3 separate regions of the Mus musculus genome follow, and all the other regions are linked to region 2. A link is a loop called in an ENCODE intact Hi-C map of the cell type or tissue named here. Cell type or tissue: left cerebral cortex. All regions are shown on one strand. Links, peaks and the distances in the headings refer to the core of each region. The heading gives the core; the rest is flanking DNA. Region 1 overlaps Tex11 (testis expressed gene 11). Region 2 holds the start of Gm14902 (a long non-coding RNA gene). Region 3 has its middle 22 kb from the start of Gm24061.

Evidence for each region. Peaks named below come from ENCODE experiments on the same cell type or tissue, not always from the same donor. Only the 100,000 strongest peaks of a DNase experiment are listed, where the experiment ranks them.
Region 1: a loop joins it to region 2, with 3 times the contacts of the local background. A loop is called at or near these places in 2 of 42 quality-filtered maps.
Region 3: a loop joins it to region 2, with 4 times the contacts of the local background. A loop is called at or near these places in 2 of 42 quality-filtered maps.

What each region holds. Positions count from the first base shown.
Region 1 is chrX:100,938,168-100,948,575 of GRCm38, forward strand. Tex11 (testis expressed gene 11) reads right to left here. Exons shown (of 30, transcript NM_031384.2): 16 at 8,489-8,626. Among named protein-coding and RNA genes, the nearest start is that of Gm24577, 62 kb to the right of the region's middle. In left cerebral cortex, for the core only: a CTCF peak has its summit at 5,690 (motif pointing left); a DNase peak (open chromatin) is centred at 5,657.
Region 2 is chrX:100,737,575-100,747,982 of GRCm38, forward strand. It overlaps Gdpd2 (glycerophosphodiester phosphodiesterase domain containing 2), which reads left to right. Exons shown (of 16, transcript NM_023608.4): 13 at 1-38; 14 at 177-259; 15 at 543-568; 16 at 656-1,327. The coding sequence ends at 708. It overlaps Gm14902 (a long non-coding RNA gene), which reads left to right and starts at 3,421. Exons shown (of 3, transcript XR_387009.1): 1 at 3,421-3,625. In left cerebral cortex, for the core only: CTCF peaks have their summits at 1,561 (motif pointing left) and 4,575 (motif pointing right); DNase peaks (open chromatin) are centred at 1,547, 2,100, 2,521, 3,424 and 1 more place; H3K4me3 peaks cover 560 bases; H3K27ac peaks cover 517 bases.
Region 3 is chrX:101,114,722-101,125,129 of GRCm38, forward strand. It overlaps a transcript of Snx12 not described here. Among named protein-coding and RNA genes, the nearest start is that of Gm24061, 22 kb to the right of the region's middle. In left cerebral cortex, for the core only: CTCF peaks have their summits at 1,953 (motif pointing right), 6,038 (motif pointing left) and 6,748 (motif pointing left); DNase peaks (open chromatin) are centred at 5,970 and 6,726.

The sequences.
Region 1 (10,408 bases), core at 1,553-9,552, 200 kb after region 2:
TGGGGCATATAAAGTTTGCAAGTCCAATGGGCCTCTTTTTGCAGTGATGGCCGACTAGGCCATCTTTTGATACATATGCAGCTAGAGACAAGAGCTCCGGTGTACTGCTTAGTTCATATTGTTGTTCCACCTATAGGGTTGCAGTTCCCTTTAGCTCCTTGGGTAATTTCTCTAGCTCCTCCATTGGGGGCCCTGTGATCCATCCAATAGCTGACTGTGATCATCCACTTCTGTGTTTGCTAGGCCCTGGCACAGTCTCACAAGAGACAGCTATATCTGGGTCCTTTCAGCAAAATTTTGCTAGTGTATGCAATGGTGTCAGCGTTTGGTAGCTGATCATGGGATGGATCTCTGGATATGGCAATCACTAGATGGTCCATCCTTTCGTCACACTTCCAAATTTTGTCTCTGTAACTCCTTCCATGGGTGTTCTGTTTCCTATTCTAAGAAGGGGCAAAGTGTCCACACTTTGGTCTTCGTTCTCTTGAGTTTAATGTGTTTAGCAAATTGTATCTTATATCTTGGGTATCCTAAGTTTCTGAGCTAATATCCACTTATCAGTGAGTACATATTGTGAGAGTTCCTTTGTGATTGGGTTACCTCACTCAGGATGATGCCCTCCAGGTCCATCCATTTGGCTAGGAATTTCATAAATTCATTCTTTTTAATAGCTGAGTAGTACTCCATTGTGTAGATGTACCACATTTTCTGTATCCATTCCTCTGTTGAGGGGCATCTGGGTTCTTTCCAGCTTCTGGCTATTATAAATAAGGCTGCTATGAACATGGTGGAGCATGTGTCCTTCTTACCAGTTGGGGCATCTTCTGGATATATGCCCAGAAGAGGTATTGCTGGATCTTCCGGTAGTACTATGTCCAATTTTCTGAGGAACCACCAGACTGATTTCCAGAGTGGTTGTACAAGCTTGCAATCCCACCAACAATGGAGGAGCGTTCCTCTTTCTCCACATCCTCGCCAGCATCTGCTGTCACCTGAATTTTTCATCTTAGCCATTCTGACTGGTGTGAGGTGGAATCTCAGGGTTGTTTTGATTTGCATTTCCCTGATGATTAAGGATGTTGAACATTTTTTCAGGTGCTTCTCTGCCATTCGGTATTCCTCGGGTGAGAAATCTTTGTTCAGTTCTGAGCCCCATTTTTTAATGGGGTTATTTGATTTTATGGAGTCTACCTTCTTGAGTTCTTTATATATATTGGATATTAGTCCCCTGTCCGATTTGGGATAGGTAAAGATCCTTTCCAAATCTGTTGGTGGTCTTTTTGTCTTATTGACAGTGTCTTTTGCCTTGCAGAAGCTTTGCAATTTTATGAGGTCCCATTTATTGATTCTCGATCTTACAGCACAAGCCATTGCTGTTCTATTCAGGAATTTTTCCCCTGTGCCCATATCTTCGAGGCTTTTCCCTACGTTCTCCTCTATAAGTTTCAGTGTCTCTGGTTTTATGTGGAGTTCCTTAATCCACTTAGATTTGACCTTAGTACAAGGAGATAGTAATGGATCAATTCACAATCTTCTACATGATAACAGCCAGTTGTGCCAGCACCATTTGTTGAAAATGCTGTCTTTTTTCCACTGGATGGTTTTAGCTCCCTTGTCAAAGATCAAGTGACCATAGGTATGTGGATTCATCTCTGGGTCTTCAATTCTGTTCCATTGGTCTACTTGTCTGTCGCTATACCAATACCATGCAGTTTTTATCACAATTGCTCTGTAGTACAGCTTTAGGTCGGGCATGGTGATTCCACCAGAGGTTCTTTTATCCTTGAGAAGAGTTTTTGCTATCCTAGGTTTTTTGTTATTCCAGATGAATCTGCCGATTGCCTTTTCTAATTTGTTGAAGAATTGAGTTGGAATTTTGATGGGGATTGCATTGAATCTATAGATTGCTTTTGGCAAGATAGCCATCTTTACTATATTGATCCTGCCGATCCATGAGCATGGGAGATCTTTCCATCTTCTGAGATCTTCTTTAATTTCTTTCTTCAGAGACATGAAGTTCTTGTCATACAGATCTTTCACTTCCTTAGTTAGAGTCACGCCAAGGTATTTTATATTATTTGTGGCTATTGAGAAGGGTGTTGTTTCCCTAATTTCTTTCTCAGCCTGTTTGTCCTTTGTGTAGAGAAAGGCTATTGACTTGTTTGAGTTAATTTTATATCCAGCTACTTCACTGAAGCTGTTTATCAGGCTTAGGAGTTCTCTGGTGGAATTTTTAGGGTCAGGTATATATACTATCATATCATCTGCAAAAAGTGATAATTTGACTTCTTCCTTTCCAATTTGTATCCCCTTGATCTCCTTTTGTTGTCGAATTGCTCTGGCTAGGACTTCAAGTACAATGTTGAATAGGTAGGGAGAGAGTAGACAGCCTTGTCTAGTCCCTGATTTTAGTGGGATTGCTTCAAGCTTCTCACCATTTACTTTGATGCTGGCTACTGGTTGGCTGTAGACTGCTTTTTATCATGTTTAGGTATGGGCCTTGAATTCCTGATCTTTCCAAGACTTTTATCCTGAATGGGTGTTGGATTTTGTCAAATGCTTTCTCAGCATCTAACGAGATGATCATGTGGTTTTGTCTTTGAGTTTGTTTATATACTGGATTACGTTGATGGATTTCTGTATATTGAACCATCCCTGCATCCCTGGGATGAAACCTACTTGGTCAGGATGGATGATTGTTTTGATGTGTTCTTGGATTCGGTTAGCAAGAACTTTATTGAGGATTTTTGCATCAATATTCATAAGGGATATTGGTCTGAAGTTCTCTATCTTTGAGGGGTCTTTGTGGTTTAGGTATCAGAGTAATTGTGGCTTCATAGAATGAGTTGGGTAGAGTACCTTCTGTTTCTATTTTGTGGAATAGTTTGTGAAGAACTGGGATTAGATCTTCTTTGAAGGTCTGATAGAACTCTGCACTAAACTCGTTTTAGTAATTTCTAGTGACAGAATATTTGCATTTGCATTTACAGTTCTTCAAATATATTTGTGAAATATTGAATCCATCTCCCACTAAATGCTACCTAAGCTCTAGTCCACAATATTTTAAGAAAAATGTTATTTGTATACAGTGTATATAAATAAAGGCACACATTGTCAGTATACAACCAGTTATCACACAATGATTAAAACTATATAACCATACCAGTATCAAGAGATTTACAATACCAACTCCCTGAATGTGTCTTGTCTAGGCATACATTTTGATATATAGTGTGATGGATAATTAATATGAAACTATAAGAAGGACAATTTTATTCTATAGTGATATAAAACATATAATTCACTACTTGAGCCTAAGAGTTGAGCTGGGGATTGATTAGAAATATTTTATCTAATGAATTTTCTAGATATTCCAAATCCAGATTGTGATAGTGGGTTCATGTGGATATATATTTCTCAGATTTATTTAATTATATAACAAAGTGGGCATATTTTAATATTTAAATTATAGTTCAATAGTTATTTTTTAAAGAACTTAGCAATGATTTGAAATATCTTTAGTTCTCAATTTTGAAAATCATCCTCCACAGTCTTCTTTGACCATAATAGAATTTATTAAATTATATTATCAGAATTAAATTTATTAAATTATATTATCAAACTAAAAGTTATTGCATTATATTATTAGAATCATACAGTTGAGGGACTCCGGATGTTTGAGAATTCTTCCTATGTGTGAATATTCCCAACAACATTCAGAGGAAGCAGCCATTCTGACTTTATTTAAATACCTTCAAGAAAAGGGAGTTCGTTGTATCTTTAAAAAACACTATCTAAATTTTCGACAAGTTCATTTCTTAGCTAGGGTCTTCTTGTGACTGAAAATCTCTTTCACGGGTTTCACTCACTGATACACGCAACTGGTTTTCTCACTGGTAGCTATACAGATAAAGGGAAATACTATATTGTATATGTCCAAAATTTTCATTTTTCAGGTTAAAACTCCATACTTTCCTTTAACCAGTTCTTGAATGCCTTCCTCTTGGCACATTAGAGCTTGTCAATATCTTTCTTCAAAATTATTCTTCCAATCTAGTGTTATGCTTCAGATCTTCTCTAACCAGAGCAGAACAGAAAACATCTTCAGTTTACCCTTTCATGCGTTACAGAATCACCTCTCAGTATCTATGGAAGATTGATTCCAGGGCTCCCTGTCTCCTTTCAGATACCAAAATGTGTAGGTGCTCATGTTCCTTGCTTGTACATAACCTATAGATATCTTCCTGTTCATTTCAAATCATCTCCATACTATTTAAAATAACTAATATAATGAAACAAGCAGCTGAAAGAGTCAGATGCAGATATTTGCACTGAACCAATGGTCAGAAGCAGCTGACCCCTGTTGTTGAATTAGGGAAAGGCTGAAAGAAGCTGAGAAGGGTGATCATGTAGGAGAACCAGCAGTCTCAATTAATCTGGACCCCGGAGATCTCTCAAACACTGGGCCACCAAACAGACAGCATACACCAGCTGATATGAGGCCCCCAACGCACATACAGTGGAGGACTGCCGGGTCTGTGTTCATTCAGAGATGATGCACCTAACCCTCAAGAGACTGGAAGCCCCAGGGAGTTTAGAGGTCAGGTGGGGTGAGGGATAGGGGCATCCACATAGAGATGGGGGAAGGGTGGGGTGGGGAGGAGGTGTGGTATGTAGTGCAGTTGGAGGGTGGATGGGGGGGCAGGGAATGGAATATGGAGTGTAAAAATAAAATAAAAAATAAATAAAATATTAAAAAGTTAAAGAATCAAAACAGAAATGCTATGTAAACAGTTACTTCACCATATTCTATAGAAAATAATGAAAAAATAGTCTGTACAAGTTCAGTACAAATGCATTTTTCTGAGTGTTTTTGATCTGTACTTAGTTATATTCATTGATGGGGAATGCATGAATACAAAAAGCAGTCAGTTTCTATTGATTCAATTTAAAATAAGCAAGATTTCTTAGCATTGTTTTTTGTTTGTTTGTTCGTTTGTTCGTTCAGCTCACAATCAACAAAAAGCCTCAAATGTTGCACATGTGCTTCTGTTAAAACCCCATTTCATCCTTTCTGCTTTATTACAGCTGGCTTTGGGGATTCAGCACAAGATGTTTTGTTGTATCCTGTTTGTCTCCATCTTCTTAGAATGGCTTCATTATTTCACTGTATTCAGGCTCCTTTGACTATGACTGCCTTCTAACGTATCAGGTACCCTTCTGAACTTTGAGCTATATGCTGTACACCCAATGAATGTACAATGAACAAACCGCTCTCATCTCATCTATTCTTATTCAAATTCCATATTATATTCTACATTATTTGACAATTTATAAATGTTTTGTTGCTTTATAATCATATTATACATGCAAATCTTATCCCTGAAATAATATTTTAAAGCATATCTATATGGAGGAGTAAAGTATATCTTTAACTTATGCTACAGTACCATTTACAAATTAAGCATTCAACAATTACTTGTTGACCTCAGACCTCAAGTTGGGTGTTTATTACAGTAAAATTTCATCAGTTGAGCCAAAATTAATCTTCACCTCACATTTCATTAAGTGCTTTATTTTATATCTGGAGGAAAAGCGATACAATCATTACAAAAACCTTCAAAAATCATTGAGCTACTAAAAGTACAAACAGAAGCCACAGTGCCATCTAGTGAATACCACTATATTATGTGCACTGCCCACAAGCTCATTTTCAGTCCCGTAATGGAAGGGTATGATTTTTAGAGCTTTATATAGTAGATATAAACAATATATAACCAGAACATGAAAGATAAAGTCTTATCTTTGTGGCTGTTTTAATTCTTTTAAAATTTTACTTATTTTTATTTTACATGCACTACTGTTTTGCCTGCATGTATGTCTGTGTGAGGGAGTCAGATACCCCAGAAGTGGATATTCAGATGGTTTTGACCTGCCATGTGGGTGGGTGCTGGGAATTGAACCCAGGTCCTCTAGAAGAGCAGTCAGTGCTCTTAACCACTGAGCCATCTCTCTAGCCCCGGCTGCTTTAATTTTCACAGCCATCTTCTCATCATAGAGCATTGTCCCTTCCTGTTCAGGTTTTCTTCTTAGTAGATATCACTACTTAATTAGCAACAGATCAAGCAACTACAGTCTGGCAAAATCTGACCCACCCTCTGTTTTTGCCTAGTTGTTGGTTTTAGATGGCTGAAATAAACCAAAAGACAAACATTTCATGCCACAAGAAAATCACATGAAATTTAGTATCCCTAAATATAAAGGTTTTCTCAGAGCACACTGTGGGTACTTGTTTACATATTGTTTATGTCAGTATCTGATATAAGATCAGAGCTGAGTGTTACATTAGGGACCATGTGACTTCCACATTCTTAAGTATTTTCTGTGTAGCTCTTTATACAAAAACTGATGACACCTATCTTCATTTTTTTTGACCCCAAATTGTTCCCATCTAAAGAAATGCAGGGGGAAAAATGAAACACAGACTGAACAAATGACCAACCAGTGGCAGGCTCAACTTGGGATCCATGCCATGGGCGGGCACCAATCTTTGATATTATTACTGTTGCCTGCAGACAGGAGCCTAGCATGTCTGTCCTCGGAGAGGCTCTACCAGCAGCCAACTGAGACACATTCAGATACTTATAGACAATCATTAGACTGAGGTCAGGGACCCCTATGGAAGAGTAGGAGGAGGATTGAAGGAGCTGAAGGGGATGTCAACCCCATAGGAAGACCAAGTATATCAACTAACTAGACCCCCTAGGAACTCCCAGGGACTAAGCCATCAATGTGATCCATGGCCCCCAGTACTTATGTAGCAGTGCTTGTCTGGCCTCAATGGGAGAAGATGTACCTAATCCCGTAGAGACTTGATGCCCCAAGGAAGGGGAACAGAGGGGACCATGGGAGGTAGGGGTTGGAGGGTGGGGGAGGGATTTAAGAGGGTAGGGGAGCACCCCTCAGAAGCAAAGGGGAGTGAGGATGGGAAGAACTCTTGGAGGGGGGACCGGGAAGGGGGGCAACATTTGGAATGTAAATAAAATGATTTAAAAGTAAAATAAAATAGTAAGCATACATTTTTTTAAAAAATGGTTAGACAATGGCAAGATGGGGATGGCAAAGTACTGATGGCTTTCCCTCCAACCTCTACCTTTTTATATGTCCTACTGCATAGGAATTCATCCTTTACATACGCAAAGTATCCAAACAGTTGCTGCTAGGAAGTCAGAAAGGATGAAATGAGAAATATGCTAAGTAACAAACACAGTTACCTTGAACATTTCAAAATAAGCTTTGACTTCCCTACCTATATGGCATTAAATGACACAGTTGGACATGGAGTGTATGCGATTAAGACATACTGGTTTCCTGATTGCCTATTTTCTCCTTTGTGCTAACAACATTTGAACTCCAATTACAGGTTTAGTTCTGCACTGACTCCAGGACCGAGCCTGTCATTAGTCAGATATATAAGTGCTGCTTCAGGCTGGGCATGTGCTTCAGTGACAGGCCATTTTCCTAGTATGTGTATAGCCCTGAGCTCAAACTCCAGCACCACACAAAAATGTCAGTTTCTTGTAGAGCAAGATTGAACCTCGTCAACTTGAGTATTGCTCTTCTGGTCATTGTCTTTTCAGATGACTCTACTGCCTTGAGCATCATGTTGAGAGTGCTGGGGCACCTAGCCTCATATACTGAGCAGCTGCCAGAATGTCCGCTTCCAGTATGAAGACAGCCATGGGTGAGCATATTCACTCTATTAGTTCTGTTTTTTCTAGAGAACCCTGATAATGCATAGACCTTCAAAGAAAACCTACAAAATCATTCATATAATCTCCTCTAAAGCTGTCAGTAAAACTTGAAAGGCAACAAAAACCTTCATGTTCAATTGAGTGCATATGTGTCCTTCTCATTTTTTTTGTTCATCTAAGTACCAATACTCCACATTATGTGCACACTGTATGATGTTCAAAAGATAAAAGATGTCTCATATGCTATTAGAAATATGGATGGCCCCATCATTCATAAAATCTTTTCATCTTTTAGCTTCTATATTTTTTCCTAATGAAGATTCATACACTGAACTTTTCTTGAGTGGTTATAAAGGATAATACCCCTTCATGCAAGTCAGTATCTACTGTCAATGGATACCTAACAAAAATGTAGACCATACAGGGTTAGTCTCTTTTAAAGGGCTATATAGCAGAGTTAGCAGCAAATAGCCTTTCAGAATATGGTAGAAGATAAATGGTAAGGATAGAAAGTAAAAGAAATCAATAGTTTCCCAAATACTCTCTCCTTTGGGAAGCTCTGCTTTGTTTGCAAGACACACATCAAGAAGATGTCAATTTGACCTTGTTCAAATCCTGAGGCACTCACTCTCAGCCACCCTAAGTAGCTTTGAGATCAGAGTGATGCATTCACCTAAGTGCCACAGCAAAGAACACTGTCTGCCTCTGAAAATAGAATAAGTAAATGAAAGCACCTTATCAAGTTGTTTCAAAGATAAGTAACAGGAAACCATGTTCCTCTTCAGCTTGATCAAATCCAGATCTGCTTTATCATACTCATACAACTTCAGAGAATAACTGTACCAGTGTAGGGCATCAGCATATTTTTGGACCTAAAGTTAAAAAAAAACAACAAAGTCATAGATTTTTCCAAAATTCACTTTAAATTTTCCCAACTACTCTCTAAGGGAAAACAATTTGTTACAGATTCCACTTTTTAGACAACAAAAACAATGCCTACTTACTTGAAGCCTAAGTGTTTAACTCTCTTTTTTTGTTTCCTACACATTTCAAAGTTCAGAAGCTAGAGTTGAACTTCAGTGACAGAGTAGATAGATGTCTAGCATACACAGGGTCCTGGGTTCAGACCCCAGTACTCAAAGTATAAAAGTTACTTATTTCACTTAAAGGATAAAGAGTCTAAAAAGTGGTACACAAACTCTAGAAAAGCCATTTTAAAAGCTATCTTAAAGAGCAATGATAAAAATCTTAAAGGCAGCATACATAAATCACCATGCTAGTGGAGATACCTTCATTTTTCTGTATAACATTTTAACTTTATCCTTTTAGATATGTAAATTGTAGTTATGACAGCTTATATACAATTTCACACTTTATTCTTTCCATTAAATCTTATGTACATATTTATCTACATCATTATAGTTTTCAATGACTACTTTTAGAGGAAAATTTTAGTTAAATTAATGCAGTATTTTCTAGGTTTCACAATTTGGTGTATTTCCAGAGTTTTCACCATTAAAATTAATGTAATTGTATTCTTGTAAAAAAAATGTGTTACTGTCAGTTTTTCAATTATAAGAAACTATTAGTAGCAATCTAATAGAAATATCCTGGTTTATTATTTAAGTCTAAGACAGATTATTTATAAATACTACATAAGGTAAATGAGTCTCCTGTACCCTGTTGAGGCTTCCTGTCTTTTAAGTAATGACTGCAGTCATTACAACTTCAAAGGAATGAAATGCCCTTTTAAAATAGATACAGCTCTGCTAGGAAGGTAAAACTTTGGCTTTGACTATTTGAACATAAGATTATATCCTTCAGAACTGAATGTAAAATGGGAGAGGAGAAACAGAATCAAAAGGAGATGATTCAGAAGAAACTTTTTACTTTCTCAGTACAGAAATAAAGAAGGCCAGAGAGAGAGAGAGAGAGAGAGAGAGAGAGAGAGAGAGAGAAGAATGATGGTTTTAACTATAAGCCATGTATATGTCTCTATATGCTTCTCCTTTTTTGTCTTGAATCTAATTTCTTGTTTCCTACTTTTTTCTTTGATCTTCAAATCCTTTCCCTTCATCTTTAACCAATCTACAAAATCTATCCCAACGTATTTTGCAACATTGTACTTGAATACTGGGACCTCATGCTTGCCAAATAATATGGATTTTTGGTCTGGCCTCTTCAATTCAACTTAAATAGTTTCAAGATTAGTCCTCGTTGCTGCACATATCAATAATTCCTTTTACTGCGAAGTAATATTTCATTATATGGACATACCACAGATTGCTTATACACTCACTTATTGATGGACATTTGGGTCCATTTTCAAATATTACAAATAGTGCCAGAGTGTTTTTCTGTCAATTTAACACAGGTTAGAGTAATTCTGGAAGACAGAAATGGAGAAAATGCTTTCATTTGGTTGGCCTGTGGGCAAGCATGTATGTAATGCATTTTCCTGATTGAGGATTGATGTGAGTGGGACCATTCTATGGATGGTGCTGCCAACCCTGGATGGATGGTCATGAATGGTATAAGGTTGAACAAACCATGAGGAATAAGCCATTAAGCAGTACTCCTCCATGGCCTTGGCATCAATTCATACCCCCAGGTTCCTACCTTCAATTCCTGCCACAACTTCCCTAGATGATGGG
Region 2 (10,408 bases), core at 1,271-9,270:
AGCTGCTGCAACAGATGCAGAACCCCCTCTGGCTTCTTGTAAGGACTCTAGAACTGTCCCTGCCCCTCATGTCCAATCTCTTATTTCCTCTTAAACCTGTACCCCTCCATATTTATTTACCCCATATGCTACTCTTGGGAGTTCTGGCCACTGAAGGGACTTTTCCATTTCCATAGCCCCCTCAAAAATACTTAATGATTTGGGTGATCACCGACTGTGCCTCCATTCTGCTGCTTTTGAGTATCTTCCTCCTCCGAGGGTGAGTGCTTTTGCCTTGGTCTCCTGGGCACTTTCCCGGGCCCCAAGTAAAAAAGGTTGAGTCTGACTGGAGTGCACTGCCCGGGATTAAGATTTTGTCATTGCAAATTTCGAGTTTTCCTTATCTCTATAAAATGTCTTGACCCTGGCGAAAGCAGTTTTGGGGAACCCTGGGTTGGAGAGTCTTGTAACAAGTTGGTGGAACTTGCAACAGAAAAAAAGAAAGTCTCAATCTCTCTCTCTCTCTTTCTCTCTCTCTCTTTCTCTCCCCCCCCCCTCTCTAGGGGATGTGCTAAGAGAAACAGAACAGGTAAGAATGCCCTTGCCCTTCCTTTCTTATTTTCTCCTCATTTCCCCTGGCTTCACTCCCTGTATGACCCGTCTCTTACTTCTCTAGGCTTAGAAACAGCAGTGCTACTGACCAAGATCAACAATTTCGCCTCTGAGTGAATGCCGGGCCCAGGCCGCCACCAGCTGCTGTCTAAGGCCTGTGTGCACTGTTCAAAGGGAAGGACAGGAGCTGAAGTGGAATGTCCTAGAATCAAATGTTTGGAGGAGGGAGCATTGCTAACAGAAGATTTTGAACTCAGAGGGCCCTCTGTCCAGATGGTGGGCATGTCTCAAGCTGCCATGGAATTTGCTGCCTTTGGTGTTTGACATGAATTAGTCGGAAAGACAGTGACTGACAAGAAGTTACTCCCAAAATGAAATTAAAGCAAGGAAGTGAGAGAGATTGCCAAGATAATGCATTAGGCTTGTGTGCACATGTACTTGGATAGAAGAAGCAGGGTGTGTCAGGGTGGGATAGCTCAGAATGATGACTGAAGGAAATTTGGCCACAATGGCCTTTCCGGAAGAACTCTTAAGATGCTGAAGACAGTCCACACTCCATGCCTTCTCTTCTCACCCTCACACTTCATCTTCTTTTCTGCCTACAGGCTGGGAGTGAAAAAGCTCATTTAGCAATATAATATTGTGTCTATGGTAGGTTTTTGTTGTGAGCAATGAATGGTTCCTGTATCTTGCCTGTTAATCTGTTATTCAATGAATTTTTAATTTGTCATTTGGTCACAGTCTAATCATTTCTGTGCCGGAGTTGGAAGAATGCTTTTTCCATCTGGAACTGGATGTAAAATGACATTGAGAGGTCATCATGAGGAGATTTGCGGGCGGGCGGGAGATGGAAGGACTAACACCACCCCCCTTTCTCCTAGGCAGGCTGGAGAGGAGTGGCGACTGCCGCGTTCCCGGTGGCCCAGAAGCCTCGAGCAGGGGTTGCGTTGTAGCTCCACCTCGTGGTCATTAGCCCTGAGTGGTCTGAACCCCTGGATATGGTGACATACTGATGAATGCCACCACTTTTCCTTGTGGGTTCGGGAACTTGCGTCCTTGACTTCAGACTCTGAGAGCTAGATCTGATTTCTACTCTTTTTTTTTTTTTTCTGGGATGGGCGTAGGGTCTGGTTCTAGCTAGGTTTCTCCTTGAGCAAATTCCTCAATATGTTGCTGCTTGTAAAGCTAAAAGCTGAAATGGCCAGGGTGATGGTGAGGCAGGTAAAAAGGGAGTGAGAAGACAAAAACTGGGACAAGTAGGGGTTCCGTGGCTGACCCTGCAATCCTCCATTACACTGCCGTTCATCCTGGTTCCTGCCTAGACTCAAATGCCAGTCAAATTAAGATTTTAGTCAGGACAGGGAAAGCTCCTCGATTCCTTCTCTCCGGCCAGTCAGAACAGGACTCGGAGCAGCCCTAGCATCTCAGAACAAGACCCTACCTCTCTGGCCCCCCACCCCTTGGTTACTGGCAGCCATGGGAACTACAGTTCCCAGTATGCCTCTGAACGCTTAAGGTCTCCTGTGGATGGAGGCGAGTTTGAATTTGCAGCGGTGGCGCGCGCACCACACACACACATACACACACACTCATTCTTTCCTTGTTGCCCCTCACTCTCATAGTCTCTCTCTCTCTCTCTCTCTCTCTCTCTCTCTCTCTCTCTCTCTCACACACACACACACACACACACACACACACACACACACACACCTCTTTCTTTCATCACCGTCCTCTTCACTCCATGCCGACACACCTGACCTAGGCAGGCATAGCAGGGCTGGAGGGACGCCGCAAGCCAACGCTGTGGCTGCTGTTTGAAGATCCATGTTGCCTTAAACTGAGAGGATCGCACTGTGTTTCAAACTGCATTCCCTTATTACCTTTCCCTCTTCCTGATCCCGCTCCTCAGTCTAGCCGACTATGGACCTCAGCTCTCTGAGCCCGCAGCCTGTCAGGTAGGGCGAGCTGTACCTGACATATGCTTGGCATACACTTGGGTATCTACTTGCTTCCCACCTCATACACTTGTTTTCTGCCCTTGTCAGTTGCCCAGGCTCTCGGCCCTGCAGCTTCTTCCTTTCCTTTTTCCTTTCCTTTCCTTTCCTTTCCTTTCCTTTCCTTTCCTTTTTCCTTCCCTTCCCTTTTTCCTTCTCTTCCCTTTTCCCTTCCCTTCCCCCTTCCCTCCCCTCCCCTCCCCTTCCCCTTCCCCTCCCCACTCCCTCCCCTCCCCTCCCCATCCCTCCCTCTTCCCTCCTTCCCTCCCCTCTCCCTCTTATCCCTCCCCTCCCCTTTCCCTCCCCTTATCCTCCCTCTTCCTCCCCTTATCCCTCCCCTCCTCTTACCTCCCCCTCCCCTCCCCTTCTCATCCCTTCCCTTCCCCTCCTTCCCTCCCCTTCCCTTCACCTCCCCCTCTCCTCCCTCTTCCTCTCCTCTCATCCCTCTTCCTCCCCCGCCCCTCCCCTCCCCCTCTCACCCTGCCCCCTCCCCCTCTCACCCCTCCCCTCCCCCTCTCACCCCTCCCCCTCCCCTCCTTCCCTCCCATCCCCTTCATATCCCATCAACCTCCAGCCACATAGTTCTGGCTGCAGTTCTCTAACTCCAGCGTCCAGATTCCCAGAGCTCCATCACCAATTCAGACCGTGCTCCTAGCTTCTAGCTTTGTGTACTGAATTCTGAGCTGGCCACCGCAAACTCTCCTTCCTAGGAGGACCAGACAGCTGTAGGCACTGAACATCTATGAAGCCCAGGACTGGAGACTAAGACTGACCAAAATTTGAGGGCAGAAGGCCAAGGGGAACTGCTCGTTGGGTTTTGGGTACAATTGCTCGTTATTTTTAGCTGCTGACTCACAGTTCCTGGCATCTGGGTTTGGGGCTAGCAGGCTGGGTTAGGGGGCTATTAATAGAGCCAAGGCACAGCCCCGACCCAGTTCAATTTGGAAACATGGGGAACAAGGAGCCTCCCCTGCCATCCTGTTTTGTAAAGCTGCAAAGGACAGAGACAGTGACTGGGACAGACGCTCTCCAGCTGCAAGGTACCTCAACCTAGTATCACCCGAGGGAAAGCACAGTCCTAGGTACAGCTTTCCCCCAGACTTGCCATGGGTTGGGGGCTCGACCACAGTGAAGCTTCTGTTGTATGTACTGGCTGAGAGGGCAGATGTGAGTCTCAGTGGAGAAGTTATTGTGTCATGCATGGCCTTGACCTGGGCCTACTCTCAGGTTACACAGATTACTAACTTACTAGAAGGGAAATCTGAGGATTTCTGGTCCCTGGAGACCTCATGAAGATAGGGCGCTTCAGCATGACCCTAGTAAAGATGGCACAGAGCCAAGACGATTCCAAGTCCCCTGTCTACCCTCCTCCCATTCTTTGTATCTCTTCTGCTCTTCGTCAACTCTGTCCCTCCTCAAAGGGGTCTGCAGACTTGATGGCTGATTTTTCACTCTACAGAGAAACCTGACTCAAGAGCCACCTGCGAATAATCCTGTGGGTTTTGTCATTCCCATTGAGTCTTTACTGTAATGGGCTAAAGTAGGAGTTTCCCCAGGCGCATGTTGAGAGTGGTGGGCAAATCTTTATAATTCACTGGGCTAATCACCAAAATTATTCCCACCTACTCTCAATTTTCTAGAATTCCCTTTGGTTAAGAACAGCAGTCTTCATCCTTCACCCCTTGAAAATGAGAAACTTCTGCCTTCCGCAATGTGTAGCCAAAAGACATCGCCCCTCCACACACGCCAAGGCCTGAGGTCACCTGCTGAACCTCTATTTTCAAGAATGAGCTCAGATTATGAGACAGCAGCGAACAGTGCCGGCCTATCTTAGTTTGTTTGTCCATGGCTCTGGAGAGGCGGTGGAAGGAGAGAGAAAAACGTCTCTGTGCTCACAAATCCCCCCAACTGCTCCATCTCTCTGTCTGGGCTCAGGCTGCCTGGTCGCCTAGCAACCGCAGCCGCCTGTCTGTGCTTGGGGGCTGCGTCAGGCCGGTAGGGGGCGCCTGTCTCCCTGGGGCCTCAGGCAGGAGCACTAGCAGTTGGCAGATTTCCCTGTTAAAGTGTCAAAGCATCTCAGTGTTACTGACCTCCTCCCAGGCTTGTCAACCCAAACTGTTCTAAGTGTCAGAGTGCCTGTATAGTAGAGGGAGACACACTGAATCTAAAGGGATTTTACAGAGTCATTAAAAATGCAGAGAAGGATGGAGCTGGAGAAACAGTTCAGCTGTTAAAAGCACTTGCTGATCTTCCAGAGGATCTGTTTTGTTCCTAGTACTCATGCTGGGTGGCTCACAACTACCTGTAATTGCCTTTCTAGGGCATCCAACACCCTCTTCGGGTCCCTGAGGCCCGCCACACATATATTTGTACAAATGCACAAACATTTGAATGCAAACAACTATCTCCCTTTTGAAAAGGCAAGCTAGCAAGATGCTCAAGCAGGTAAAGGCGTTTTCTGTCAAGCTTTACAACCCAAGTTCAGTTCCTGGAACACAGGTGTTAGGATAGAAACAATTCCCAAAAGGTGGCCTCTAATCTACACACACACACACACACATACACACACACACACACACACACACACACACACGGCACTAGAGAGACGACTCAGTGGTTAAGAATATTTCTTGTTCTTGCAGAAGACCCAAGTTTGGTTCCTAGCATGGATATGGTAGATGACACCCATCCAGTTCTAGGGTATCTAATGCATTCTTCTGATCTATGTAGGTACTAGGTATTCATGTGGTGAACCCACACTCATGTAGACAAAAGTGAATCTTTAAAAAAAAATGAAAAGAGTAAATGTCTTAATCAATGTTCTATTACATGGTGAACAGACACCATGACCATGGCAACTCTTACAAAGAAAAGCATTTAGTTGTGTCGGGCTTAAACTTTCAGATGTTTAGTCCATTGTTATCATGGTGGGAAACATGGTGGCGAGCAGGCAGAGATGATGCTGAAGAAGTAGGTGAGAGCTTTACATTCAGATCTGCAGGCAGGAGGAAGAGAGACTCTGGGCTTGATATGGGCTTTGAAAGCCTCAAAGCCCACTCTCAGTGATACACTTTTTCCAACATGGCCAAACCTCCTAATCCTTTCAAGTAGTGTCACTTCCTGATGACTAAGCATTCAAATATATGAGCCTGTGGACATCAGACACAGATGCAGAGTTTGGAGTGTGCCCAGCTTTCAATCTTGCTTTGCTCCACTATTTCCTCATTACGCTCCCTTTCCTCCCTTTTGGAATGGTAACGTGTGTTCTGTGCCACTGTATGTTGACCTTTGTTGACTTCAACCCTTCTTTCTCTTGTAATGGTTCTACTCCTTTGTAGCAGGTTTTCTCAGCATCTCAGATGACTCTAGCATCTACAACATCTTGAGGTCTCCAAGGCAATCCAGGTTTTACTTTCACAGTTTCACACAGTGGCCTCTCTAGGCCTCCACGGAAGAACACATACCTAGCCTTTCCTTCATCACAGAGGGAGCTTCCATAACCCCTTTGTTCTATCCTTAACTCTAAAGCCAGAACCATGTGGCTGAAGCTGTCAAATTCTTCTGTTTGCTGGGGCTGAAACATGCCCCACTTGTTCTGTTACATCTACACCATCTTTCTGTTTTCTATGGTTTTTTTCACTGCTAAACTTTTTTTTCTTTAATTACTTTTCATAAGTTGGAAGTTCCGCTGGGTGCTTTCTTGCTATGAGGTCACCATTCCCTTTATTACACTTAGCATCAGATTTTTTTCACCTCCTTTAGTACAGGACGTGGCTTCATTGCACTTTCCAATGCTCCTTAAACTGTACATTTTATATTTTTTTCCTCGCTAACTTGCTCCTTTAAATTATAGATCTGCATAAGAGTTACCACTTATAACCATGTAACACAGTCAATATTAGTTTGTCTTGAAATCTCCTCTGCCAACACCATTAATCCAAAAGTCTTCAATTTAGCCTCAGGCATATTGTTAGGACAGGGGCAGAAAACAGCCACATTCTTTACCAAAACACCACAAGAACAGTTTCTAGGCCACTTACTAGTATTCTTCCCCTCTGAAACATATTGAGCTGGGCCATCATAATCTCCATTGCTCTCAGCACCACTGCCTTCCATGTTCCTGCTAGCATGGCCCACTAAGACCTGCTTAAAGCATCCAACTTCTTTCCTAATACAAAGTCACAAAGTCCACATTCCACCAACAAGCAGAGTGGTCAGGCCTGTCACAGCAATACCCAGCTTCCTGGTACCAACTCCTCTCATTGTTCTGTTTACTGTGAAGGGACACCATGACCATGGTAACTCTTATAGAGGAACATGTTTAACTGGGCTTGCTTACAGATTCAGAGGTCCATTGTCATCATGGCAGAAAACATAGTGGTAGGCAAACATGGTGTTGGAGAAGTAGCTGAGAACTCTATATCAGGATCAGCAAGCATCATGAAGAAAATGGTTCTAGGCTTGGTCCACCCCCAGTGACACACTTCTTCCAACAGGGCCACATCTCTTAATCCTTTCAAATAATGCCATTCCCTGGTGACTAAAAATTCAAATATATGAGCCTTTGGAGGTCATTCTCATTAAAACCACGACAACAAAGGAGGGACAGAGAATGGAAAGGGAGGAATCAAAGAATCAGACAGGACAAAATTGGGAAGACAATTTTATTTTTTATATTCACTCTTGATGTGTCTATGTATTTTTCTCAACCAGAGAAGCTATACAAGTCCTTTAATTTGCTTCCCTGTATCTGCCCCCATATCAGAAATAATCTGAAACTATGAGGGCCATTTTAATTCAAACCACCACACACACACACACACACACACACACACACAAAATAATAAAGAAGTATTTTATTTTTAAAGAGAGAAGAATATTAAGGGACTTGTATAACTCAATTTAAACAAAAAAGTAATTTCACTTCCTTAGTTTCTATGATGGGGAGATCCTTGGAACAGCACTTCATATCCAATCTATTAGTAAACCGCATCAACCATCTCTTCAGAACATACCCAGAATTGCACCTCTTCTCATCATGTCTAGTGCTATTCCTCTGCTCTACGGCAAAATCACCTGTTCAACTGAATTATGTCAGTAGTCTCGTTCCTGATTAGTCTCAAGGCTTCCACCCTTGCCCAACGTGGTATCCTATTTCCAAAGAAATCAGAGCCATCCTGATAAAAGCAAGTCATATTACATCCGTTGTCCTCACAAAGCCATTCAATGAGTCAAGTCCCCATCTCTCTAACACACGGGGGAGAGAGGTTGCACACATATACCATACAAATACACATAAATAATAATGATTCTGACCCAGCAGTGGTGGCACACGCCTTTAATTACAGCACTTGGGAGGCAGAGGCAGGCAGATTTCTGAGTTCTAGGCCAGCCTGGTCTACAGAGTGAGTTCCAGGACAGCCAGGGCTGTACAGAGAAACCCTGTCTCAGAAATAAAATTTTTAAAAAAGCTCACATAGAAGAAACTCATATTGAGACATATCATAAACTTCTGAAAATCAAACACAAATAAATATTTTTTAAAAAATTATATTTGGTTTATAGGGGTAAAAACTTCAGAAACCATGCAGTCCAGAAGCAAGTAGTAAAACATATTTCAGATGCTTAAAGATATTTTCAGGTATGATGGTCCATGCCTTGGGAGAAGTTCAGAGTTATTCTCAGACATGTGGCAAGTTTCAGGCCAGACTGGGCTCCCTGAGATTCTGTGTCCCAAAATCACAAGGCTGTGCTCATCTGTACCTTTTCATGCTTGCAGTTTGTGGTTGATGGGAAAGGGAGAGACATTTTCTTAAGTGATGTAGCCACAAGGATGTCATCTATAAATGAGCTTTTACCTGTAAACAACCCTGATGTGCACACAAATCCACAAATGAAATAAATTTCTTTATGATTAGTAAAAGAAAATAACCAGGCAGTGGAGGCATACACCTTTGATCCCAGCACTCAGGGAGGCAGAGGCAGGAGGATTTCTGTGAAATCAAGGCCAGCCTGATCTATACAGTGAGTTTCAGGGCTACACAGAGAAACCCTGTCTCAAAAAAAGAGAAGAAGAAAAAAGGAGAGAGAGAGAGAGAGAGAGAGAGAGAGAGAGAGAGAGAGAGAGAGAGAGAGAGAGAGAGAGAGAGAAGGTAGGTAGGTAGGTAAAGAATTGTTAAACCTGAATGTTTTGTATGATGAAAATATCCTTCACAGATGAAGAGGAAATTAAGACATTCTCAGACAAAGGAACATTGAAAGAATTTGTGCTAGCAGGCCCATTCTTAAAGAATGCTGAAGAACATCCTCAAAACAGAAAGGAAATCATAAAAGAAGAAATCTTAGGTTGTCAGGACAGAGGAAAGAATAGAATGAGCAAAAATATGGGTAAATACAATAGACTTTGTTCCTCTTCAAACAACTTCAGTTGTCTAAATTATGCTTGATAGTTGAAGCAAAAATTGTAACATTGTCTAGTGTAATGTGTTTTTAGGGAATATTTAACATAGCCGTACTATAAATAAGGCAGGATAAAAGGACTTAAAGGGAAGTTTCTACTCTCTCTGCTATCTGGCTTAATGTTGATATCAGGAAGTCTTTGTGGTGACACAGTAGTTCTGTGTCCTGACTGCACTTATTACAGGACTCCCCACTGGTGCTAAAATGGCATTAAACTCTAAATGCACTGCATCAATGTCAATTTCCTGATTTCGATATTGTACTATAATATTGAAAGTTGTAATTATTAACAGATACTGAAGGAAAGGCACACAGGCCCTTCCTGTATTGTCTCTGCAACTTACTTAGAAGGTATAAATATTTCAAAAGTAAAAAAAATCATAAGTTGGAACTAAAGAGATGGCTCAGTGGTTAAGAACACTGACTGCTCTTCCAGAGGACCAGGGTTTGATTCCAAGAACCCACATAGCAGCTAACAACCATTTGTAGCTCCAATTCCAGGGCATCTGGAACCCTCTTCTGACCCTTGAAGGCACTAGCCATACACAAGGTGCACAGGTATACATGTAGGAAAAACCACAAATAGTTGAAAGTGGCTAAAGATGCAAATGCAGTGTGAGTACCATAATTGACTAGGTTTTGATTTTAGAATAGAAAAGACAAATTTGTTAAACTTGAATTATAACTTTATAAGCATTAAATAAGAAGTGGTTATTGCTTTTTTTAGATTTATTTATTTATTTATTTATTTATTTGTAGTGTGTGTGTGTGTATGTGTGTGTGTGTGTGTGTGCACATGAGTACTGTGAGTGGGTGCCAGATGAGAGTATCAGATCCTCTGAAGCTGGAGTTACAGGCAGTTGTGAGTGGCCTGATGTGGGTTCTAGGTACCACACTCAGGTCCTCTGGAAAGGCTATAATCACTCTTACGTGCTGAACCATCTCTGTAGCTCAACTTTGTTATTTTTACTAATGTTCTGGTCATGTGGGAAAATGTACATCAGTAAAGATTTGTTGAAGCATTTAGAGATGAAACATAACGTAATGAAATAGATTCAAACAGGTCAGAAAAAGTATAGGTAAATATAAGAACAGATCAAACACAGCAACCTATTACCACTTGTTGACTCAGTAAGGAAGACATACATCAGTGTTCATACAGCTCTGAACATTTCTGTATATTAGTAAATGTTCAATTTAACAAAATACTAGACTAGAAAGATGGCTCAGTAGTTAAGAGCTCTTGCTAGTCTTTCAGAAGACTCGGGTTCAATTCTCAGCACATATTTGGTACACATACATACATACAGGCAAAATTCTCATACACACCAAATAAAATAATAATTTTCAAACTCTCATTTTTG
Region 3 (10,408 bases), core at 1,267-9,266, 380 kb after region 2:
GTCTCAAATATTGGTGAGGACATGAGGGAATTGGAACCCATAAGTGTTCTGCTACTGAAATATAAAATTCTGTAATCACTACAGAAAACACTATGATGATTCCTGAAACTCTGAAAGCATGCAATCCCATGAGATTTAGCCCTTCCACTTCTTGGTGTGTATTCAAGCAAAGGAAGAGCATGGGGCTGAGTGACGCTTAACAACCCCAGTCTGAGCCATATTCTTCACAGCAGAGAGTTGACACTGTCCTTAAAGGGAATGCTGCTGTGTTCCCTCCTCTCCTTAGTGTTCATAAACACCAAAGGCTATTTGTAAGCTCTCATCCAGAAGAAAGAAATGTGGGCAAATGCTACTTATAGACAAAAGTTAAAGACATTATACTACAGGAAATAAGCCAGTAGCAAAAGGACAAATATTCCATGAGTCCTCCCCTATATACGGTTTGTAAAGTAGCCAAATTCATGGAAACTAAAAATGGTGGTTGCCAGGGGCTGAACACAGGAGGGGATTGAGAGACAGTACTTAATGGGTTCATAGATTATCTGGGGAAAATGAAAACAGTCCAGAAATGGACAGTGGTAACGGTTTTATGACATGAATGTTATGAAATATAATGGCATGAAATTTAATAATATAGAACTACATATTTTTAAATAGTTAAGAGCCGGGTGGTGGTGGTGCACGCCTTTAATCCCAGCACTTGGGAGGCAGAGGCAGGTGGATTTCTGAGTTCGAGGCCAGCCTGGTCTACAGAGTAAGTTCCAGGACAGCCAGGGCTACACAGAGAAACCCTGTCTCAAAAAGCCAATAAGTAAATAAATAAATAAATAGTTAAGAAAGGACAGGAAAATGGCTCAGCAGGTAGACAGGTACTTGCTGCCAAGTCTGAGACCCGAGTTCGAGCCACCAGAATCCATATTATGGAAGGAGAGAGTGGACCTCTGCAAGTTGTCCTCTGACCTTCACATCCTTGCCATTGCCCAGGTATGTGCATACACTAAATAAAATATGTTATAAATTAATTTTAAAATAACGGGTAAAGGGCCTGGGAGATGGATCAGCAGCAAAGACTTGCGAGTGATCTCCTGAAGGTATATAAGAAGCCAGATGTGGTGGCATGCATCTGCATTCCCAGCACACCTCCCTGGAGAAGGGAGGTGGACACTTGCAGGCCAGTCTAACCCAGAGTGTGCTGCTGCACAGAAGCACAACCAAGAAGGAGACCCTGCAAGGTGGGGTGGGAGGCAAGAACTGACTTCTAAATCTTCTCCTCTCACCTCTAAACACATGCTGTGTGTGGCACATGGACGTGCAGTTAAAGGCATGGATAAATCAGGGTTTGTGTTATACATATTTTACTACAATAAAAATAAAATGACTCTATTTCTTCCTTAAGATTGTGAACAGTCTCCCTCTTCTCTCCTATTTTAAAAATTGGCAAGGCATCTGAGTAGATATTCCTTCAAAATTATGTATAAAAAGCCAAACAGAACAGGAAAGAGTACTCAATACCTGCAGTTACTGTGAAACTAAAAGTTAAAGCCATAACTACTAGGATGGCTATGTTAAAAAAAATTATAGAAGGATTGGTAAAGGCATGGAATGATCTCGTGGGAATGTAAAATGGTATACCTTTTATGGAAAAGTATGGTGGCTTTTCAAAATGCTAAACATGGAATTATTATATGACCCAGCTCTACTTTGAAGTATATAATCAAGAAAAATGAGCCAGGCGTGGTGGCACACACCTTTAATCCCAGCACTCGGGAGGCAGAGGCAGGCAGATTTCTGAGTTCGAGGCCATCCTGGTCTACAGAGTGAGTTACAGGACAGCCAGGGCTACACAGAGAAACCTTGTCTCGAAAAACCGAAAACAAAAAAACCAAACAAACAAAAAAATACCACAAAATTTATTTATTATTATATCTAAGTACACTGTAGCTGTCTTCAGACACACTAGAGGGCGCCAGATCTCTTTATGGATGGTTGTGAGCCACCATGTGGTTGCTGGGATTTGAACTCAAGACCTTCAGAAGAACAGTCAGCCCAGGATGATATTTTCTAATTCCAATTCATGATGTCCTTGTTTTTTCTTTCTTTTTTTTTTTTTTTTTTTTTTTTTTTGGTTTTTCAAGACAGGGTTTCTCTGTATAGCCCCGGCTGTCCTGGAACTCACTTTGTAGACCAGGCTGGCCTCGAACTCAGAAATCCACCTGCCTCTGCCTCCCGAGTGCTGGGATTAAAGGCATGCGCCACCACGCCTGGCGATGTCCTTGTTTTTAATGGCTGAATAGATTTAATGGCATTGTATAGATGAACCTCATTTTCTTTATCCTTTCTCCAATTGAGGGACATCAAGGTTGTTTCCAGTTTCTGGTTATTATGAATAAAGCTGCTATGAACAGAGTTGAGCAAGTGTTTCTGTAGTATAGTGGGGCCAAATTTTATCCTGTCTACAAGAAATGCAGGGGATGGAGCAGAGACTGAGGGAATAACCAACCAATAACTGGCCCAATTTGAGACCCATCCCATGGGCAAGCACCAATCCCTGACACTATTAATGATACTCTCTTATACTTGCAGACAGGAGCCTAGCATAACTTTCCTATGAGAAGCTCCACCCAGCAGCTAACCTAAACAGATGCAGACACCCACAGCCAAACATTGGACTGAGCTTGGGGACTCTTATGGAAGAACAGGAGGAAGGATTGTGGACCCTGAAGGGGATAGGAACTCCACAGGAAAACCAACAGAGTCAACTAAACTGGACCCTTGGGGCTCTCAGAGACTGAACCACCAACTAAAGAGCAAGGGCTGGACCTAACCCTGTCCCATATGTAGCAGATGTGCAGCTTGGTCTTCATGTGAGTTCCCCAACAACTGGAGTGGGGTCTGTCTGTAAAGCTGCTGCCTGTCTGTGGATCCTGTTCCTCTAATTGGGTTGTCTTGTCTGCCCTCAGTGGAAGAGGATGCTTCTACCCTTACAGAAACTTGATGTGCCAGGTTGAGAGAAATACCCAGGGGGGCCTCCACCCTCTAAGAGGAAAAGGAGAGGAGGTGGGAGGAGGGGCTCTGTGAGGGGGGGCCAGAGATTGGGATGTAAAGTGAATTTTAAAACTACCAGTAAAAATTTAATTAAAAAGTACCTAAATAATAAATACTTCTCTAAATAAATAAACTCTGTGAACCTTGGAAACTGTATAGTAAGTGAAAGGAACCAATCACAAAAAAATGTATATTCATTTATATAAAATGTCATAAAAGATAGAGAAACAAAATATATTAGTAGTTGCAAAGGGCTAAGTGATTTGGGAGGAAATAAGGAGCAATTGGCAATGACTATGACATTTCTAACTGAGATGATTCAAATGTTCTGCTGACTGCTCACTTCTATGAACAGGCCAAGAATACTCACAAAGGTGAATTGTGGGATATATAAATTATAACTCACGGCTATAGAAAGGAGGACTGGGTGTGTACTTGCCTAACAAGCACAAAGCTCTGGGTTTGACTCCCAATACTGCATAAAGTAGGTTTATTATAATGGCAGCACTTAAGAGATGACAACAGAAGGACCAGAAGTTCAAGAACAGCCTGGACAACAAAGTGAGTTTGAGGCCAGCCTGTGCTACATCAGACTGTCTCAAAAATAAACATGAGGGGCTGGGGAGATAGCTCAGCTGTTAAGAGCACTGACTGCTCTTCCAGAGGTCCTGAGTTCAATTCCCAGCAACCACATGGTGGCTCACAACCATCTGTAATGGGATCTGATGCCCTCTTCTGGTGTGTCTGAAGACAGCCACAGTGTACTTACATATAATAAATAAATCTTTAAACAAACAAACATGAACGAAAGTTCCTAAAATGGGCCGGCCTGACAAGGTAACTTAATGAGTAAAGACACTTGTCACTGACAATTCCCATGACCTATGTGATGGAAGGAGATCATCAGCTTCTGAAAATTACCCCCTACACAAGCAGACAAACAAATATTAAGTTCCTGAAACAAAAGCCATACCTACACTGAATATTATAGAAAGGCTGGCCAATTAACGGAGCATCAATGACTGCGGAGAGGCTGGAATATCACAGGTACAGGGCCCTAACTACAATCTATCTTGGGCTATCTTTAGCTATTTATTGCTCACCTCTCTGTATGATCTATCATCCTTGTGAATATTAGGTAAGTCCTTTTTTAATGTAAGCTAGGAATATTAGCAAATACCACTGGAGGCCTATAAGAGAGGTCTCAGCATCTGAGGGCTATATTGCTATTCTTAAAAAACCCTTTCCTAAACTAGTACAACACTGAAATACGGGATTTGGAATTTGGGTGGCTGACTTAAATCTATGTTTTCAGGCCATATTCATTGATATTTGCATATAAAATAAACTATTTCATATTCTAGTCAAGGTGACAGGTGTGTTTTTCACAAAAGAAAGAACATTAGGGCTGGAGAGATGGCTCAGAGGTTAAGACCATTTGTTGCTCTCACAAAGGGCCCAGATTTAATGCCCAGCACCCTCAGGGTGGCTCACAACTCTCTAAACCACTCCAATTCTAGGTTACCTAGTGCCTTCTTCTGACCTCCTAGAAGAGAACTCAGCATCTGAGGGCTATAAGAGAGACTTTCCAGCTTTGTAGTAATCTGCCTACTTGCTAGGAACATACATGGTATAGCTATATACATGCAGGAAAAACATTCATACACATAAAATAATAAAATAAATATTTTTAAAAAGTGTAAAACGAATATATTTCAAAATCAATTTCTCCCCCTCCCCCCACCTCTTCCTCTTCCAGGGTCTCATCACATAGCACTGGCTGGTCTGGAACTTGATATGCAAATCAGGCTGGCTTCAAACTCATGGAGATCTCCCTGCTTCTGTCTCTGCCTCCTGAGTGCTAAGAATAAAGGTGTGAGCTACCACGTCCAACAATAACTTTTTTCTTTAAAAAAATAAAAGACAGGAAAAAAACAGACAGCAAGATAGAGACTGTCTAAGATTATGTAACACATTTTTTTCAATGGGCAATACAGATTTACTGGTTGTTAAGTAGCTGTGAATAAGAACAGAGAACAGAGTAGTACCACTAGAATGTTGGAGATCAGAATTCATTGAACAAGGAGGAAAGAAAAAGGAAACTAACTGCAGACCTGTCTTCTGAGACTGTAGATTACAAAAGAAAAAACACAATTAAATTTAGCTAAAAAGAATTTAGTTGATTCAGGAAAAGCAAAATGATAGTAATTATTTATTTAATGGACTTAAAGATGCACATTTCTCTTTCTTTTAAAAAGATTTGAGTGTGTGGTGTGTGTGTGTATGTGTGTGTGTGTGTGTGTGTGTGTGTGTGTGTGTGTGTGTGTGTGTGTGTGTGCGCGCGCGCGCGCGCGCGCGCGCGCCTGAGGGCAGGTGCCCACAGAGGCCAGAAGCATCAACACCCCTGAAACTGGAGTTACAGATGTTTGTGAGCCTGCTGCCATGGGTGCTAGCCACCAAACTCAGAATCTCTGGAAGAGCAGCAGGTGCTCTTAACCACTGAGTCATCTCTCTAGCCTCTCTTCCATTTCCCCTGGTCCCTGCTTTTTCTTTTCTTTTCCTTTCTTTTCCTTTCCTTTCCTTTCCTTTCCTTTCCTTTCCTTTCCTTTCCTTTCCTTTCCTTTCCTTTCCTTTCCTTTCCTTTCCTTTCCTTTCCCTTTCTTTCTTTCTTTCTTTCTTTCTTTCTTTCTTTCTTTCTTTCTTTCTTTTTTGAGACAGTCTTATGTAGCTCAGATTGGCTGGCCTCAATCTCACAATGTAGCAGAGGATGACCTTGCACTTCTATCTTTCTGCCTTCTTATTCCAAATGCTGGGACTATAGGCATGTTCCACCACATCTGGCTTCTGAGGTTAGGTCAGCACTCTACCAACTGAATTCCATCCAAAGATGAACATTTGTTTGTGTTTTCTGGATTTTTCTGAAGCATCAGACAGTTCCTGGAATCTTAGCGTTTCTGCTGGTCAGGCAGCAGTTGTCATTGCCTGACACCTTCTGGCAAGATACAGAAAGCAACAGTATTAAAACAGCATGAATATGAGGCTACAAAAGAAAGCCATGAGACACTTGGGTTTATTTTTTTCTTTAATTTTCCCTAGAAATCATCCACTTCTTAACTGCAACACATGTTATACAGTGACAGAGTCCAATAGTAATCCAAGGTATCAGATTTCAAGTATAATGATACCGTATTAACACCTTAGCTAATTTATTTCATGTTACTGTTTTCTGTGATACACACAGAAATGACATGCCTCCGATGTCCGCTTCCAAGATGGGCATGGTAGCACTCACATCTGCACTCAAGAGGTACAGGCAAGAGGATTGCTGGGAGTCCAAACCCCTCCTACATGAGATCCTGACTCAAACAATAAAACTATCAACAACAAATATACACAGACATATATCCATTCCTAAGAGAGTCTTAATGAGCCGGGGGTGGTGGCGCACACCTTTAATCCCAGCACTTGAGAGGCAGAAGCAGGCGGATTTCTGAGTTCAAGGTCAGCCTGGTCTACAAAGTGAGTTCCAGGACAGCCAGGGCTACACAGAGAAACCCTGTCTCAAAAAACAAAACAAAACAAAACAAAAACAAAAAACAAAACAAAAGCAAAAAAAGAGTACTGGGTGTTTTTCCAAAGGATCTAGGACCAACATCGTAGCTCACAACCATCTGTAACTCTGGCCCCAGGAGTATGCCCTCTTCTGGCCTCCTTGTGTACTGAACTTGCATTTGATACATAGATATACACGCAGGCAAAACACCCATACACATAAAATAAATAAATATTAAAAAAGAAAATAAAAGAAAATCTTTGGGCCAACAAGGTAAGTAGGTAAAGGCACTACCATTCACTGTCAGTCTTGTGGCCTGACAGGAGAGAACCAATTCCATAAGCTGACTTCCATATACGTGCTGTGCCACAGCCACCCATACATGCACTGCATGAACACATACAGTAACAATAAATGTTTTAATTAAGAAAACCTTCAACACTTATAAAGTATAAATTCTAAATGGTAAAATTGTCTAGTGTGATCATTTAATTGACAGTAACTTGTTCTTGTGTAATAGTACTTTCTAGTTATTGCTTCAAATTAGATGAAATACCATAGACCACATCTTTCCTTGTTAAGAAATTATGTGTGGAGGTGTTTTGCCTGCCTGTTTGTCTGTGTACAATGAGCAGGCAGTGCTGGATGGAGGGCTCCTGAAGAAAGCATTGGAAGCCCCTGGGTTTGGAGTTACCAGAATCTAACCCAATTCCTCTGTGAGAGCAGCTAGTGCTCCCAACTGCTGAGTGTTTCTCCAGCCCCAAAACTATACCTTATACCATACCGGTCAGAGTACCATACCATGGAAAAAATACTAATTTATTAGTCATTAACACATGATTCGACAAGTATTTGCTAAGCATTCACTATATGGAAGGTATTAGATACTACTCAGACTAATTTGAGAATTGTTGCATGCTAAATTCACTTCTTTGTAATGTGTGTTACTACATTAAAGACTAAAATAATACAGCAAAGATCCCCACTTTTCTTTCTATGCATCCGTCCTACGAAAACATTTGCTCAGGTACCCAAAGATTTATGTACAAAAGAGGTCCACTACAGTATTGCTTGAAAAAGTGAAGAACTGGACATAACCCAAATATCCATTACTTGGACATTTGATAAGCTATAGTCCATCCATGCAAAAGTCTACCATTACACTTTTATAAAGACGCAAGAGTTCTAATTGAAGATGCCGGACTGAAGGAATGTGCTTATCTAAGTCTCCTCGGGCACCCTATTAAAATGTTAATAAAGGAATAAGTAAGCCCTTAAGAAGAAAATGGACTTAACAAACTTCTGGAAGATTGGAAATAATATCAGCTGATGAAACAAAATGGAATGGGACAGAATGTCTGGAAAAATCCCAGAGAGGCTGCCATTTCAGAGCTGGCAAGTACTCAAGGTCAAAATAAGGGAGTCTGGAAACCAGGAAGTGAAGTGAAATCCTGCCCATGAAACAAATGCTCTTATTGGCTTATTGGCTCTCTGTTATGCCCCCCACCTACTATCCACATATTTCACATAGTGAACCAAATTATTACTTCCTAGAGTTTGCTTTTTTGTTTTGTTTTGTTTTTTTTTTGGTTTTTCGAGACAGGGTTTCTCTGTGTAGCCCTGGCTGTCCTGGAACTCACTCTGTCTCTGTAGACCAGGCTGGCCTCGAACTCAGAAATCTGCCTGTCTCTGCCTCCCGAGTTCTGGGATTAAAGGCATGTGCCACCACCGCCCGGCTTAGGGTTTTTTGGTTTTTTTTTAAAGGCAAACAAAACAAGCTGGGCATGGTGGCACATACTCAGGAGGCTAAGACAGAAGGCCCCCAAGTTGTGGCCTGCCTGGGCTATGTAACAAGACCATGTTTAAAAAAAAAAAACAGAAGTAAAACATAAATGGAGATATGTGGGAAAAGGTAAGGTAGTGCAGGTGTTAATGTCCCATAGCTAATGAATTGTTTAAAATGTGCCATTTGGGGGTATATTATGGTTCTACCCAAATTACCATCAAACAGCAAGAGTTGTGTTGGGCCAGCTCTCAGAAGGTCATCAGATCTGGTCCAGTTGACTGTTTAACTTCTCTTATAGATAGGGTAGGTAGTATTTGTCATGGAACCCTTCGCCTCAGTCCAGGCGCTCCTTCCAACCAGCTCTATGCAGTTCTGCCCTTATTGCATGTGGTCTCTAGGTCTTGGGGGATGGGCTAGAGGAGGTAGGTGGAGTACGACTAGGGGAGAGGACTGTCTGTGGGGCTATGGGAAAGCAATCATCCCTGCTAGGTGGACTTTCCATTGCAGGTTATTGGGCCAAAGGAGCTCCCACATTCCTGTAAGTAATCTCTCACCTATGGAAGAAACCCCAACATGCTCACTGGTTCCCAGAGTGAACTTTGGTAGAATCATACCTCAGTCTGTTCTTGGGACTTTAGATGGGGGGGGGGGTAGGGAAGAAATTTTAAGAACAGGGGAGCTCCTGCCCAAAGGCAGCTTTCCTTCAAAAGAAAAGTTACTTGGCATACCCCCTGATCTGTTATGCAACCATCTTCATTAAACTTCCTATTCAGGGAGAGAACAAGTGAACAAACAGCTATCCAGACATAAAAGAGATGAAACTGGAGCCGGGCATGGTGGTGCACACCTTTAATCCCAGCACTTGGGAGGCAGAGGCAGGTGGATTTCTGAGTTCGAGGCCAGCCTGGTCTACAAAGTGAGTTCCAGGACAGCTAGGGCTATACAGAGAAACCCTGTCTCGAAAAACCAAAAAAAAAAAAAAAAAAAAAAAAAAAAAAAAAAAAAAAAAAAAAAAGAGATGAAACTGTACCAAGTACCATGCTTGCTTGCTGGCTGGCTGGCTGGCTGACTCCCTAAATTTCTTCTTTCTTCCTTCCACCTCTCCTTTCTTTCATCTATCTATCTATCTATCTATCTATCTATCTATCTATCTATCTATCAGTTTGGTTAGTAGTTAGGGTCTTTCTCAGTCATCCAGGCTAGTTTTGAACTCAGAGTGTTCCTTCCTCAGTATTCTGAGTGATGGGATCACAAGCCTGTACCACGATGCCCAGTTCTGTCATTTGTAGATATAAAGAGACAATTACAGAGCGCCAAATACATGCTGATAAACAGCATCACACAGAGAAGGACAGAGCAAGCAGAACTGACTACAGATGGAATGGAAATTTAGAAAGGAGACTAGCATTAGGGCCTACTAAGATCAAAGGGGAGAGAAATAACCTATATTATACTACAGTCAATATACCACAAATTACTTACACTTCCATGTTCACTGCTGTTCTGCTGGTAATAGCCAGGAAATGGAACCAGCTTAAATGCCTATCCATAGATGGAATGGATAAAGAATATGTAGGACATATACATAGAAATTTTTATTTAGCTATAAAGAAAATTAAAATTATGACATTTGCAAGTAAATAATAGGACTGGAGATTGTCATATTAAGCAAAAGAAGTCAAACGCAAAAAGAAAAACCACTACATATGTTCTTTCTTTTTTTAAAAGATATTTATTTTACGCATGTGAGGACACTGTAGTTGTCTTCAGACACACCAGAAGAGGGCATCAGATCTCATTACAGATGGTTGTGAGCCACCATGTGGTTGCTGGGAATTGAACTCAGGACCTCTGGAAGAGGAGTCAGTGCTCTTAACTGCTGAGCCATCTCTCCAGCCCACATGTGTTCTTTCATATGTAGAATTTGGCCTGCGTGTGTGTGTGTGTGTGTGTGTGTGTGTGTGTGTGTGTGTGTGTGTGTGTAGGTCCTGAAATTAGAATGGGAATCATGGGAGGCTAGGAAG